2 separate regions of the Homo sapiens genome follow, and region 2 is linked to region 1. A link is a contact called in ENCODE Hi-C or POLR2A ChIA-PET data. All regions are on one chromosome and are shown on one strand. Each heading gives the region's core, a stretch centred on a gene start or an enhancer-like site at or near the end of the contact. The rest is flanking DNA. Distances are from core to core; before and after follow the strand shown.

Region 1 (7,628 bases), core at 2,933-5,432:
CAGGTGTAGCTATTCTTTCTCCCTGTGCTTGTGTAATACACAGCATATACATGCCTTCTTCCTCGAGTTAAGACATAAATGCCCAACAGATATGTGTCTTTCTCCTTTATGCCTCTGAACCGATTTCCTCATGTACAAAATGGTGCCGATAATTACTTTTCTCATAGAGTTGTTTAAATGTTTTCTCATAGGAGGTTTAAATGAAATGGTACATGTGAAGTGCTTAGCAGAGTATCTGATTTGTAGTCAATGCACAATCTGTATCAGCTATTGCTATAATTGGTGGTGTCATTGGTTTGCTAAGATTTCTTGGCCTGCATTTTGGCCCTGGCTGGGCCTTGACTCCTCAATACATGTACAGATGCTCCTTGACTTAAGATGGGGTTATGTCCAGATAAGCCCATTGTAAATTGAAAATATAAATCAAAATGCACTTAATACACCTAACCTACTGAACGTCATAGCTTAGCCTAGCTTACCTTAAACATGCTCAGAACACTTACATTAGCCTACAATTGGACAAGATCATCTAACCCAAAACCTATGTTATAATAAAGTGTTGAATATCTCATGTAACTTATTGATTACTGAAAGTGAAACACAGAATGGTGGTGTGGGTACTTGAAGTACTGCTGCTACTGAATGTGTATGGCTTTCCCACCACTGTAAAGTCAAACATCATAAGTCAGGGACCAGCTGTCTCCAGCATTCCTCCTTCGCAGCTTTGGGAGGGGGTGGTGCTGGCATGAGAACTAAGCTGAGGAACCTGTAGCGGTGGCTCCACCAGCCAACAGGCCAAGACAGCTGCACACCAGAGGCCTTGGCCCAGCTTAAGAAATGGAACTTCTGGGGGCCAGGTGCAGTGGCTCACGTCTGTAATCCCAGCACTTTGGGAGGCTGAGGTGGGCGGATCACCTGAGGTTGGGAGTTCAAGACCAGCCTGACCAACATGGAGAAACCCCGTCTCTACTAAAAATACAAAATTAGCCGGGCATGTTGGTGCATGCCTGTAATCCCAGCTACTTGGGAGGCTGAGGCAGGAGAATTGCTTGAACCCGGAAGACAGAGGTTGCGGTGAGCCGAGATCATGCCATTGTACTCCAGCCTGGGTGATAAGAGTTAAACTCTGTCTCAAAAAAAAAAAAAAAAAGAAAAAAGAAAAAAAGAAAAGAAATGGAACTTCTGGCAAAAAGTGATTTGTTGAGCATTCTGAGGCTCAATACAAAGAAACTCATTTGTGTAGGTATGAACTTTGGAAAAAACCACCTAAAGAAGTATGTGAGGTTTTCTGTTGTGGTAGGGTTCAAAGCAAGTTGAAATGGCGAAGAGTACAGATATCAAGAAAAAGGTCCAGGGAGACAAGATTTGTCTTTTTTTTTTTTTTTTTTTTTTTTTTGAGATGGAGTTTCACTCTTATTGCCCAGGCTGGAGTGCAATGGTGCGATCTCGGCTCACTGCAACCTCCACCTCCTGGGTTCAAGCGATTCTCCTGCCTAAGCCTCCCAAGTAGCTGGGATTACAGGCATGCACCATTACGCCCAGCTAATTTTGTATTTTTAGTAAAGACAGAGTTTCTCCATGTTGGTCAGGCTGGTCTCGAACTCCCAACCTCAGATGATCCACCTGCCTCGGCCTCCCAAAGTGCTGGGATTACAGGCGTGAGCCACCACACCCAGCCCAAGATTTGTCATTTTAAAACCAAACAAAAAAGCCCTTGTATCGAAGTTTGGATAAGAACCTATCCAACCTTGGCCAATTTTGTTGAACTCTGTGGGTTTAGGAAACCCACAGAATTGCCTGAGGGGATTTTGTTGTTACTTTTTTGTTCAGCAGAAGAGTCTCCCTTTGAATAGAATTGTCTTTTAGGAAGAGAGAAAAGGAATGAGAGGTGTGTCTCCTGGCTGATCCAGCAGGCCCCACGCCCCTCATATCCTTATAGGGGCTTGTGCCAGGCATTGGCCTGAACGTTTTAGAAGCTGGCAGCAAAGCCAGTCCCTGAGTGACAGATATTTGTGGCCCCAGGATGAGGAGGGCCTCTCTCCCCTGCTGGGGCCCATGTGTTTCCGTGGCTGCAGCTTCAAGGCCTGGGTTTATTACTCAGTTTACCATTTAGTCTAGAACAGCACAGTGGCTCCTGATACTTTGGGGACAGCTTTGGATTGGAGCTGGTGAGATGGGCTTTTCACCTCTACTGGTGCTCAGTGTGGAAGCAGCAGCCCACCAAAGAGCTTCCATTTCCCTTCATTGTGAAACACCATGCTTTGGAAGGGACCCCAGGGTACATCAGAGTGTATGAGCCCCAGAAGCAGGCTGTGCCGTGGTCTGGAAGGTGGCAGCCCCGTGAGCCACCCAGACACCAGCTCCTGCTCATCTCATGCCTTCCCTCACCTCATCTGGATCAGAGGAGAAAAGCAAATCCACAAAAATCAACACAACTAGAGATCAATTGCTATGCCAGACCCAGTTAGTCTGGTGAGTGCCGCAGGTGTCTCCACACCTCAGATAATTGAGAATTAGGCCTCAGGACTTGCACAGCCAAGCACTGCCTGAGACTGGTCTGCAGTCGGCTTCCATAGAAAGATGCCGGAAGTGGATACCTGGTCCTGGGTGGTTTGCTGTAGGGGGTGATTTCCTCCATGAGGAAAACCAAAGAATCCAAAGCCCTCTGCCTGCAAGGAAAGTTCAGTGGGGAGGAGGCTGTGCTGGTCCTCAGCTCTCGCCAGGGTGGCAGTGTGGTGGGGTAGGCATATCACAGCAGCCTGGAGAGGAAACGGTGCTGAACCTGAGCCCTTCTGACCTTGGAAGTTTTGGTTTTAATGTATGTGAGACAGAGATGAGGCATGTGTCAGTCAGAGGCTGTTATCAGCCATTATAATAATAGTAGCCAGCATTTATGGAGGACTTGTGTTCCAGATCCTAAGGCAAGTGCTTTATGGAGATTTATTCATTTAGTGTTTAAAACAATCTTTTTCTTTTTTTGAAAATTTTTTGAGACAGGTTCTCACTCTGTCATCCAGACTGGAGTGCACTGGCGTGATCTCTGCTTAATCCAGCCTTGACTTCCCGGGCTCAGGCGATCCATCCACTTCAGCCTCCAGAGTAGCTGGAACCACAGGCACACACTACCAAGCCTGGCTAATTTTTGTATTTTTGGTAGAGACGTGGTTTTGCCATGTAACCCAAGCTGGTCTCGAACTCCTGGGCTCAAGTGATCCACCCTCCTCGGTCTCCCAAAGTGCTGGGATTACAACAATCTTATAAGGGACCCTAGAATCGCAGTTTGATAGATGAGGACATTGAGGCCTAAAGCAGTTAAGCAAAGTGCCCAAAGTCAAACAGCGAGTACATTGGGGGTTGGGAGAGTGAATATTTAGAACAATCCAGGCCAACAACTCTAAGCCCAGCTCTTATTCACCATGGGGAAGAGTAAATGAAATTAAATGAAATGATCTTCATAAAAGGCTTAATGCAGGCAGCAAGTAAGTGCTCGTTCAGTTACAATGAGATATCCCTGTTTTTCTGCGTATTTTATTGTCCTGCATTTTGTGCTAGGGGCCCTGATGTGGATTATTCTAGTCACATGCTAAAAATGTGCAGGGTTTTCAGTCTCTTTGTATTGTGGTGAAACTGCTGCTGATCTGCTTTTCCCACTATCGGTCAGCCTGGGCCTGCTTCCATTTTCACTTTGAGTTTTCAAAGGTCAGGGGAGTCCTGATAGATTGCCTTCTTATCTCCTAAGTGTTTTAGAGTGGTTTATTCATTTAACAACTGAAAGTGATTTTTTTTTTTTTAAAGAAACAATTACCTCCCTTGGTCAGCAGCAACATCTCCAGAGGTCAGCATCCCCCTCCTGGGGAAGGTTTGGCCTGCTGAGTCCAGGCTGGCTGCTAAGGGAACCAAGTCTCTTTTCTATCTCCAGGGCTAGCACAGGGCCTAGCTTGGGACAGGCACTGAAGGAAACAGTGGTTTGTGAATTTCAGCGGGGGGCTGTTTTGCAGTTCTGGACTTCAGAGACAAAGCTTCAAATTCCTATCCTTTCTCCAGACAGGTCCCCTGCTCTTCTAGAGTACTGAGGGATCTTGGCCACAGTCAGGTGGGGCTTTCCCAGACAACTTTTTTATAAGCCTGTGGAATGCCCTCTGCTGAGTCACCACGCTGATACCCAGGGCTGGGGTGTGTCTGCGAAGAACCGTGCTCTAGACATTCAGGGCTTGGTCCTGGGTCTGGGTGGGTGGCTGACCTTAGGTCTAACCATAGGCTTCAAGCTTTTATCTTTCACTGAGTCTGTGCCAAGCACATTCCGTAAATGATCTCATTGACTCTTCAAGAAAGTTAAGAGAATCAATATTGTTGTTCCCATTTTCACAGATAGATAATAAATCTGTAAAATCGCGTAAGACTAGGACATATTTTCTAGGATTATCCTTGCGGATCAAAGGTGATATCAAGTGGGATGTCAGGAGCAAGGGTGCTTGCAGTGTCAGTGATTTCTGTTGTTGGAGGAGGGGCAGGGTTATGGATGAGGAATGTGGGGTTTAGTAGGGTTAAGAGATTTGCCAGAGGCTGGGCGTGGTGGCTCACGCCTGTAATCCCAGCTACTCAAGAGGCTGAGGCAGGAGAATCACTTGAACCCAGGAGGCGGAGTTCAAGTGAGCTAAGATCATGCCACTGCACTCCAGGCTGGGCGACAGAGCGAGACTCCATCTAAAATATATATATATATTTGCCAGAGGTCAACAGGCTAGTCTCTAGTCCTTGTGCAGAAGCAAGATTTGAAATGGGTTGCTTGTTCTCACACGTCTCTTTGCTGGTCAGTGTAGAGATAAAGAACCCTCTCCCCACCTACAGTGTTCTTAAGAAGCCATGGTTATCTTGGGTGTGATGATCTTTGGAAGGTAGAAAGTTCCACTGGCAGGCATTTCCTCCTGGAGTCCTCAGCCTCCTTATCAGGCTCCCAGATTCGGACTGTCAGTGAGGTGGGCAGGGCTGTGGAGGGGAGAGGTCCTGTCACAAGAGACACCCAGCTTCCTCCCAGCTTTGGTTTACCTCAGGCCCGGCCTGAGGTGAAGTCCTCATTAGGTTACCTCCCGCCTAGCTGTGACTGGGTTAAGTTGTTGGACTTCTCTAAGGTTCAGCTCCCTGTTCTGGAAAATGAAGACAAGGACTGTGCCTGTCCTGTAGACTTTGAGGATTAGCTGAGGCAATGCCCGCATGAGCCACTTAGCTTGATGCCACATAAGTGCCCAGGAGACATCATCCTGTGGTGATTAGTTAGATCTGTCATACACCCTTACACCAGGAAGACCCCACCTGGTCATTCTTTTCCCCACAATCCTCTTCTCCCCTAGGATACCAATGCCTCTTCTTCCCTCAGAGTTAATGCAGTTACAACTATTCTAGAACTTTCTGACAGCATTCCTACTCCTTCAGCCACCCCCCTCCATCGCCGGGCAAAAATGCCATGGTCCAGCAGCCACTCAGCTCAGTGGGGTGGTACATACAGGGGCGCGTGACAAGGATGAGGTAAGTGCTGGATCACCAACCTCCCTGCCCCTCCTGTGGCTGCGTGTCAGATACTGTGTGCCAAGCTCCCTTCAGCCACTATCTCATGTAAAGCTCAGACCCCACGATTTCCGGAGTCCTAGAGTAGTCTGGGTGTCCTCGTGGTGGGAACTGGCTGTCCTCCTGGCCCCTTGCTCCCACCCTCCTGCCTTCTTGGTTCAGTGATAAGGCCTTAGATCAGGAGGGTGTGGCTAGGTCTGACTCAGGGGTGACCCAGAGGCACTTCACAGATCTGCGGCAGAAGGCCTCATCACAAGCATGACCGAATCTTGACTTTATTTATAAAAGGCAAAAGCCCACTCTTCTGTGCAGTTGTTGTGGGCCCCAGAAGTGAGGGGAACTCCATAGCACAGTTGAGGTGGGCAGTGGCCATGGAGAGAGATTTCCAACGCAGGGCCCGAGCCATCTCCTCGCAGCTTCTGCATTTTGCTTCTTTCATTTGTTGAAGCAAACAAGGGGCCAGGAGGCTCAATCAATGTGTGGAACTTTCACAGACCCTTCAGAAGAGTCCAGCTGTTCCCAGCAGCTCTTGGGGACTGTGGCCTGTTTCTGACTTAAACTCAGCCTTAGATTCTAAATTCTTGATATGGTTCAGTGATGATGAAGGGGGGAAACATTTACATGTTAGAATGAAAAGGTAACCAATTTTACATTCTATCTAAAGGTGAATACAAGATGGGGATTATCTTGTTAACTTCTGAAGAAAATTGAGATGGGGGTCTCGCCATCTTGCCCAGGCTGGTCTTGATTTCCTGGGCTCAAGCGATCCTCCTGCCTTGGCTTCCCAAAGCGCTGTGATTACAGGCTTGAGCCATCATGGCCAGCTAGTCTTTTAATAATAACAATAAATTATCAGCATTGGAGCTCTGGATGTGGGAAATGCAAAACAGTCCTGCTGGGTCATCATCTCAAACCTGGACTCTTGGGAGAGATACCCTGTGGATCATTACATCTTTTCAATTCCTTCCACTCCTGTTTCCTCACCCCATTTGTGGTACTCAGGCAACAGAGATGTCCTCTGGCTGGAAATCCAGAGGATGAGGTGGGCACCCTTGGACTGTCCCTGGTTAAATGTCACCTCCTCTCCCCACCCCCTTTCCTGGCTCTCTCAACGCACATGGGGATGTTTAATGACATTCTCCTTTTCCCCTCGTTTAGGCCTTGGGAGCAGTGATATTAACTCACTCAGTCCACACAACTTTCCATGGAGATTACTGTAATCTGTTATTCCCGCTGTACAGATGAGGAAACTGAGTCAAAATAAATTATTTGCCCAAAGCCACACAGGAACTGCTAGAGCTGAGACTGGAACTCAAACCATCAGGCTCTCAAATCCTCCTTTTAGCCACCATGCCCTAATGCAACTCGAAACAGAAAAAGGACAGCTTGACTAAAAAGTCTCCCATTTCCTTTCCCCCTTGCCCTAAAAACCCTGTGAACTCAGCCTCTGAAGAGTTCAGCCCTTCTCTCAGGTGTGAGAAGTAATTTGGCAAAAGAGAAAAAAAATTAAAAAGAAGAAAAATAACCTAAAAAGGGGGGAAGGCCAGGTACGGTGGCTCACACCTGTAATCCCAGCACTTTGGGAGGCCAAGGCGGGCGGATCATCTGAGGTCAGGAGTTCGAGACCAGCCTGGCCAACATGGTGAAACCCCCCTCTCCACTAAAAACTTAAAAAATTAGCTGGGTGTGGTGGCGGATGCCTGTAATCTCATCTATTCAGGAGGCTGAAGCAGGAGAATCACTTGAACCTGGGAGGTGGAGGTTGCAGTGAGCCGAGATCACACCACTGCACTTCAGCCTGGGTGACAGAGTGAGACCCCATCTCAAAAAAAGGCGGGGAGGAGAATGAAGATTTCGGCCCAAGTGCTCAGGAGCAGGGGCCTCTTGATAGAACTGGGCACTGGAGGTGAGCAACCCAGATGTCAATTATTAGGAGATCTTCTCTGCTTCTGGCTTTCCCAGTGCTGACAGGTGGGATCCTTGTCAGGCAGCAGGGCAGCACTGAAGGAAGCAAAGCCGTTTCTTGGGGGCCCCACTCAGTGAGTGAAGCCATAGCTTGTGCAGTG
Region 2 (7,628 bases), core at 3,430-5,929, 2.1 Mb before region 1:
GCAAAGTGAAAGTGCTGTTTCTTGTCCAAAAGTTATAAAGCATTTCAAGACAGCCACAGCAGAACATTGAACTGAGCTCTGAGCATGGGGCCCTGCGTGACTTCACAGTTCCTGCAGGCAACTTCAGGGGTCTCTGACCACATGTCGAGAACTGCTGCTGTAGAGTTATACTTGCTTCTTGAATCAAATGAGTGGCTTAAGACAATTAGTGTACACCAGGGTGATATCAAGTTAGGAGTGTGTGCATGTATGTGTGTTTGAGCTGCTGGATCACCAGGTGTAAGTGTTCTTGAGTAATAACATATACCTAACAAGATAAAAGCATGACTTACACAGATTTTCCCCCTGGGTGTATATCATAAAACCTTACCCTCTTATTCAGCCTATTATTCCACACTGACCCTAAACATACACACACACATGCATTTATGCATGCACACACATACGCCTTGAGCTGATGGCTTGCATGCATGTGGGTGTGTGTGTTACATGTGCGATGTTACATGTGCACATACCCCTTTGTGTTCCAAATGGCTGCACACCAGATAGTCAGATATTTGTCATGGTTTCCTGTTTTGGGTTTTTATTGGGTGACAGGCTTTGATCAGCAAAACTGACATCTCTCGTCCCCATTTTCCTGTTTGGTACCTTATACATAGTAGGCACTCTAAGCATTTGCTGAGTTATATTTTATAACTCTGGTGGTTAGAGAAAATTATGCTTATTAAATACTGTTAGCAACTGATGGTTAGCACATAGATATCCCATTTGATCCTCCTTCCTGAGAACTCAACACTTAGGGAGGTAACCATCCCACTAATAATAGGTAGACTTGTCCAGAGAAGAACAGTATGTCATTGTCATTCTACTAGACACAAGGTAGCAATATTTCATGATTCTCCTGAGATTCAGGCATGAATTTAGCTAATAAAGAACATAAGTTTTCTGTTTTGTGTGTCTGTGTGTGTGTGTGTGTGTGGGTGTGTGTGTATGTGTGTGTGTGTGTGTGTGTGTGTGTGTGACAGAGTCTCACTCTGTCGCCCAGGCTGGAGTGCAGTGGCATGATCTCGGCTCACTGCAACCTCTGCCTCCCAGGCTCAAGCAATTCTTATGTCTCAGACTTCCTAGTAGCTGGGACTACAGGCGCGCATCACCATGTCCAGCTGATTTTTGTATTTTTAGTAGAGATGGGGTTTTGCCCTGTTGGCCTTCAAACTCCTGACCTCAGGTGATCCACCCACCTCGGTCTCCCAAAGTGCTGGGATTACACGGGTGAGCCACTGCACTCGGCCAGGCTTCTGAAGTATTTAAAACAATGCCCTATAGTTTCTGTTATAGACCAGTCTGGATTTATCCCGTCTCTGTCTCTGTTGATCCGCTCCTTTGGGACATACTGTTAGTGTCTTCATGGCATCTGCTCTGGAATCATCATGTCTGTATCTTATCTGTTATTTTCTACGTTTTAATGAAAGTGTTACACTAATTGCTGACATCTTTGCATCATTATTGATTGTCAGCATTTGATCACAAACATTTGTGTCTTCCTAAAGAACAAAACACCAGAATAAAATGATAATTAATATGTAAAAAAATTAAAATTAAAATTAATGCCCTAGACTCCAGTAACAAATTAATCCATTTCAAAGAATAGTATACACTTGTATAAATATAATGTGGACTCTATTACAATTCTGGTCAAATCACCTCTCTCTCCAACACCGAAGGAAGTGACTGTGGCCTCTCTCCCACGCTAAGACAAAATCTTTCAATAAGAGGATTAATCTTTCACCTAAAATGGCAGAACATCCTTCTATTCTCATTAGAAGTTAATACCGCTTCACGTACAAAGGACCCCTGGATCTTTAGTTCAAATCTGCCACTTACAGATGAGGAAACTGAGGCTCAGCGACATGAAGTGACTTATTTGTCCAAAATCACACACAGCTATTTAATGGCAGCACTGGGACTCAAATGCAGTTCTCCTAGCATTAGATAAAGGACCATCCAACCACAAGAATATGAGCCTGCAAGTCAGTGTGGGTCCACGTTACTGAAAATCCAACCACTGATTACTAAAAATCCAAGCACTGATGTATCAGGGATTGTCAATAAGTAAAATGCAAAACATCTCCAAATCTAGCCAGGTGCCAAAGCCCTTAACCAGTGCCCTGAGCACTATCGCCTCCCAGATGTATGAAGTATCTTTCCTTCCTCTTCAGTATCTTCATCCTCTTCCCCTTTGCCAGCCCTTTTTCTTACTTCCATTGTGTATTTATCACCTTGGGAAGAAGAAAAAACAAACCTCTACATGGCTGGCTACTCCTTGTAGTTGTAATTCTATTTCTTTCCTGACAGTTACTGCCAAATTCTTGGAAGTTATATACAGGCGTACCTTGGAGATATTGCAGGTTTGGTTCCAGACCATAGCAATAAAGTGAATAATAATATCACAATAAAGTGAGTCACACAAATGTTTGAGTTCCCTGGTGCATATAAAAGTTATGCTTATACTATACCGTAGTCTATTAAAAGTGTGTGCAATAGCATTGTGCCTAAAAAATGTACATACTTTAATTTAAAAATACGGCTAAAAAATGTTGATCATCTGAGGCTTCAGTGAGTAGTAATCTTTTTTGCTGGTGGAGGGTGTTGCCTCAATGTTGATGGCTTCTGACTGACTGGTCAGGGTGGTGGGTGCTGAAGGTTAGGGTGGCTGTGGCAATTTCTTAAAATAAGACAACAACGAAGTTAGCCTCATTGATTGATTCTTCCATTCACAAAAAACTCTTCCTTTCACAAGAGATAGCTGATAGCATTTTACCCTCAGTGGAATTTCTTTCAAAATTGGGGTCAGTCCTCTTAAACCCTGCCGCTGCTTTATCAACTAAATTTATGTAATATTCTAAATCTTTGTTGTTATTTTGACAATGTTCACAGCATCTTCATCAGGAGGAGGTTCTATCTCAAGAAACCACTGTCACTCATTAGGGTTGAAATCAACTTCTTCTAAACACCTGTTAATGCTGAGGTTTCAACTTCCTCCCATGAATCACAAATGTTCTTAATGGCACTTGAAATGGTTAATCCTTTCTAGAAGATTTTCAACTGACTTTGTTCAGATCCATCAGAGGAGACACTATCTATGACAGCTTTAGCCTTACAAAACGTATTTCTTAAATAATAAGACTTGAAAATCAAAATTACTCCTTGATCCCTGGGCTGCAGAACGGATGTTGTGTTAGCAGGCAGAAAACATTAATCTCCTTGTACATCTTTATCACAACTTCTGGGTGACTAGGTGCATTGTCAATGAGCAGTAATGTTTTTAAAGGCATCTTTTTTTTTTCTGAATAGTAGTCTCAACAGTGGGCTTAAAATGTTCTGTAAAACATGCTGTAAGCAGATGTGCTGTCATCTGGACTTCTTGTTTCCCTAACAGAGCACAGGCAGAGTATATTTAGCATAATTCTTAAGGGCCCTAGGATTTTGAAAAAGGTAAATGAGGACTGACTTCAACTTAAAGTCACTAGCTGCATTGGCTCCTAAGAAGAGAGTCAGCCTGTCCTTTGAAGATTTGGAAACAACCACTGACTTCTTACTAAAATGAAAGTCCTAGATAGCACCTTCTTCCAATGAAAGCTGTTTGCCTACATTGAAAATCTGTTTAGCCACCTTCATCAATGATCTTAGCTAGATCTTCCATATAACTTACTGCAGCTTATCCATCAGCCCATGCTGCTTCACCTTGCACTTTTATGTAATGGAGACAGGTTTCTTTCCTTAAACCTCATGAACCAACCTCCTGTAGCTTCCAACTTTTCTTCTGCAGCTTCCTCACCTTGCTCAGGCTTCATAGGATTAAAGAGAGCTAGGGCTTTGCTCTGAATTATGCCTTGGCGTAAGGGAATGTTGTGGCTGGTTTGATCATCCATCCAAACCACTAACATTTTCTCCATATCAATAATAAGGCTGTTTTGCTTCTTATTATTATTGAGTTCACTGGAGTAGCACTTTTAATTTCAAGAACTTTTCCTTTGCATTCAGAACTTGGCTGTTTGGCCCAAGAGGTCTAGCTTTTGACCCATCTCAGCTTTCAACATGCCTTCCTCACTAAACTTAATCACTTCTAGATTTTGACTTAAAGTGAGAGACATGATCTTTCCTCCACTTGAACACTTAGAGGTCATTGTGGCATTATTAATTGGCTAATTTCAATAATATTGTGTCTCAGGAAATACCAAGGCCCCAGGAGAGGGAGAGTCAGGGGAACAACCACTTAATGGAGCAATCAGAATGCATATAACAGTTATGGATTAAGTGTGCCATCTTATCGGGTACAGTGTGTGGTGCCCCAAAACAATTACAATGGTAACAGCAAAGATCACTGATGATAGATCACCATAACTGATAAAATAATAATGAAAAAGTTGGCAATATTGTGAGAATTACCAAAATGTGACACAGAGACATAAAGTGAGCACACGCTGTTGGAAAAATGGGGCCAATTGACTTGGCCAGAGGGTTGCCACAACATTCAATCAGTAAAAAGCACAATATCTGTGAAGTGCAATAAACCGAAGCAGAATAAAACAAGGTATGCCTGTAAACCCTGGAGGCTTCCCTTTTCTCACTTCCCTCAACTCCCTTGAGGCCTCACAGTCTGGCTGCCACCCCAGTACTTTACAGAAACCACCCACTCAGAGGCCAATGATCTGCTTGTTGCTAAATCAAATGGCTTTTACTTGGTCACAATTATCCTTGATGTCAATGATCATGCTTCCCTACTAGTGACAGCCATCATAATAATACAGAAGCTTTGATACTTAAAAATAGATCAGGTGTTGGCTGGGCATGGTGGCTCATGCCTGTAATTCCAGCATTTTAGGAGGCCGAGGCAGGCAGATCAATTGAGCTCAGGAGGTCGAGACCAGCCCAGGCAACATGGTGAAACCTAGACTCTACAAAAAATACAAAAATTAGCTGAGCATGGTGGCATGTGCCTGTAGTCCCAGCTACTTGAAGGGCTGAGGCTGGAGGATCATTTGAGCCTGGGAGGTCAAGGCTGCAGTGAGCTGTTTGTGCCACTGCACTTCATCTTGGGCAACAAAGTGAGACCCTGTCTCAAAAAGAAAAAAAAAAGCAAAGATCAGGTGTTAATAGGCTGTTTGTAAATTCAGTAGTTAAAAGCATGGGGCTGGGTGTGGTGGCTCACCCCTGTAATCCCAGCACTCTGGGAGGCCAAGGCAGGCAGATCACCTGAGATCAGGAGTTCGAGACCAGACTGGCCAACATGGTGAAACCCTATTTCTACTAAAAAATTAAAAAAAAATTAAAAAAAATAGCTGGGCATGGTGACACGCACCTATAATCCCAGCTACTTGGGAGGCTGAGGCTGGAGAATCACTTGAACCCAGGAGGCAGAGGTTGCAGTGAGCTGAGATTGCACCACTGTACTCCAGACTGGGTGACAGAGCAAGACTCTGTCTCAAAAAAAAAAAAAAAAAAAGCAAAGCAAAGCAGAGCATGGGCTCTGGGGTCAGACTACCTGGTTCAAATCTTGCTTGTACAATTCACTAACTGGGTCCCTTAAGCAAGTTGTGCCTCCGCTTCTAAATCTATAAAATGGGCACATAACACTAACTAGTTCACAGAGTCTTGGTGAAAGTGCAATATGCTTAGAACTGTCTGCCACATATTGCATTCTCAGTAAATGTGAGTTGTTGTTGATGCTATATTTGTAAATCCAAGGAGAACAAGAAGAGATTAAGTTTGCAATCTTCACTCACATATCCACCAAATAGAAATGTTAGTTTAGGCTCTGAAGTTTATGTTTCTCTTTGCCACCGTAAAACATTGCTGTCTTGGACATCCTTCCTTAAAGTGGATCAATTCGTAAACCTGTTGAGGCAGATGAGACCTCCCTCTGCTGACGGTCTCTAGAAATATCTGAGAGGTATGGGCTCCATGACCCAATCACCTGAGATTCATTTTAATGAGGAACAGATTCTAATGAATGAACTTAGCCTCACGGAATGCCTATGGCTTACAACAATCATCTCCAAGCAGCATTTTCTCCCAGCTACCCCTTTACGTTCTCCAACCTCTAGCCATCTCCTGAATTTGCATAAGGCATCTGAAATTGATGCTGAGCTCTAGCCACATATTCCAGATTTTTTCCAGTTTAGTCTTCACTTTTCCTTGCCCCTGGCTAATAACTGTCTTGTGTGTAAACTCAACATTTTTCACATACCGTATGATTCCCTCTTTGTTCTGCACCATCATAATAATCACAATCACAAAGGAAGACGTTGCTTAAGTGCTCACCATGTGCCAAACTCATTTCTAAGTATTTAATATGTATCATCATCCCCATCATCCAATGTCTCACTTCAAAGGCACATGTAGCATTCTGCGTTTTCTCACTTTCTTTTCTTTTTTAAATAAATATAGAATGGTCCTATTGCAATACATTTTCTCACTTTCAATTTTAAAAAATGACCTCTACTTTCATTATGACTGCAACACATTCCTCTCACTGCTTCTGTGCATATAGGAAATAACAGGCTTAGTAAACTTTATGATACCTCAAAACCCACCGCAGATGCAACCAACAAATTATTGATAAGGGACAGCCAGATGGCTAAAGCTAAAATAACTGCCCCAAAGGCTTATTCCAATCTTTGGTGGCTGTTGACGTGCCTTTGCCTGGAGCACAACTTTGTTCCTAGCAATAAAATAGTATAAACTGAAAGATAACTAGAGCAGCTTCCATAGGTTTGTTCCATGTTTACCAGGTCCCAGTCTGTGCTCTCTCTGTGCTAAGAGCTTCACATGTATTATCTTATTTTTGTTTCGTCTTCAAAACAGTCAGGAAGTGACTACTGTTATGATTTCCATTCTACAGACAAGGAAACTGAGGTTAAAGAAGTAATTTGCCCAAGTAATAGTAAGCCAGAATTGAGACACAGGTGCTCCTGACAATGAAGTCTGTCTCAGCCGCCCAATGCCTAGGTTGACTTCTGTCACGGTGTACTCTCCTGGCTTTCTAGCCACTTCTGACTATTGATTCTTTGTCTCCTCTGGCTTCTCTCCTTTTTCCCTTTCTCCATGGACTCTTGAAGTCCTAGAAATGGTCTCTCATTTTCACAGCCACTGAGCTTGATTATAAACCCTCTGGAGCAGGGGTCCCCAACCCCCAGGCAGCGGATCAGTACCAGTCTGTGGCCTGTTAGGAATGGGGCCACAGAGCAGGAGGTGAGTGGTGGGCAAGCAAGCATTACTAGCTGAGCTCCACCTCCTGTCAGATCAGCTGCAGCATTAAATTCTTATAGGAGCGCTAACCCTATTGTGAACTGCACATGTGAGGGATATAGGTTGTGTGCTCCTTATGAGAATCTAATGCCTGATGTTCTGAGGTGGAACAGTTTCATCCCAAAACCATCTCTTCCTAACCCTCCGTGGAAAAATTGTTTCCACAAAACTAGTCCCTGGTGCCAAAAAAGTTGGGGACTGCTGCTCTAGAATCCAACCCGTTCATTCCTGTCTCCCTAAAGACTATGACAGCACCTGGCAATAGTACATACACAATATATTTTTGTTGAATGAGTGAATGAACAAATCACTTTTCT

What was found. Hi-C counts contacts between places; a loop is a spot of excess contacts on that map. ChIA-PET counts read pairs that join two places held with the same protein, here RNA polymerase II (POLR2A). Pooled maps may share reads with other maps.
Region 2: a loop to region 1 is called in a map with no recorded cell type, with 5 times the contacts of the local background. The contact joins two enhancer-like sites. A Hi-C loop is called at or near these places in 1 of 37 single-sample maps with no recorded cell type and 5 of 50 pooled maps. POLR2A ChIA-PET finds 5 or more read pairs at or near these places in 1 of 52 experiments (activated CD4-positive, alpha-beta T cell).

What each region holds. Positions count from the first base shown.
Region 1 is chr11:34,240,370-34,247,997 of GRCh38, reverse strand. All of the region lies in intron 1 of ABTB2 (ankyrin repeat and BTB domain containing 2), which reads left to right. Among named protein-coding and RNA genes, the nearest start is that of ABTB2, 110 kb to the left of the region's middle. RefSeq lists enhancers at 3,771-3,930, 3,925-4,596, 4,789-5,988, 7,153-7,628. Within about 2 kb of position 4,182, at least 16 of the 41 ENCODE cell types and tissues checked have a DNase peak (open chromatin) inside an H3K27ac peak, as active enhancers do.
Region 2 is chr11:36,353,427-36,361,054 of GRCh38, reverse strand. The region is part of intron 1 of PRR5L (proline rich 5 like); the gene reads right to left. Among named protein-coding and RNA genes, the nearest start is that of PRR5L, 61 kb to the right of the region's middle. Within about 2 kb of position 4,679, at least 3 of the 41 ENCODE cell types and tissues checked have a DNase peak (open chromatin) inside an H3K27ac peak, as active enhancers do.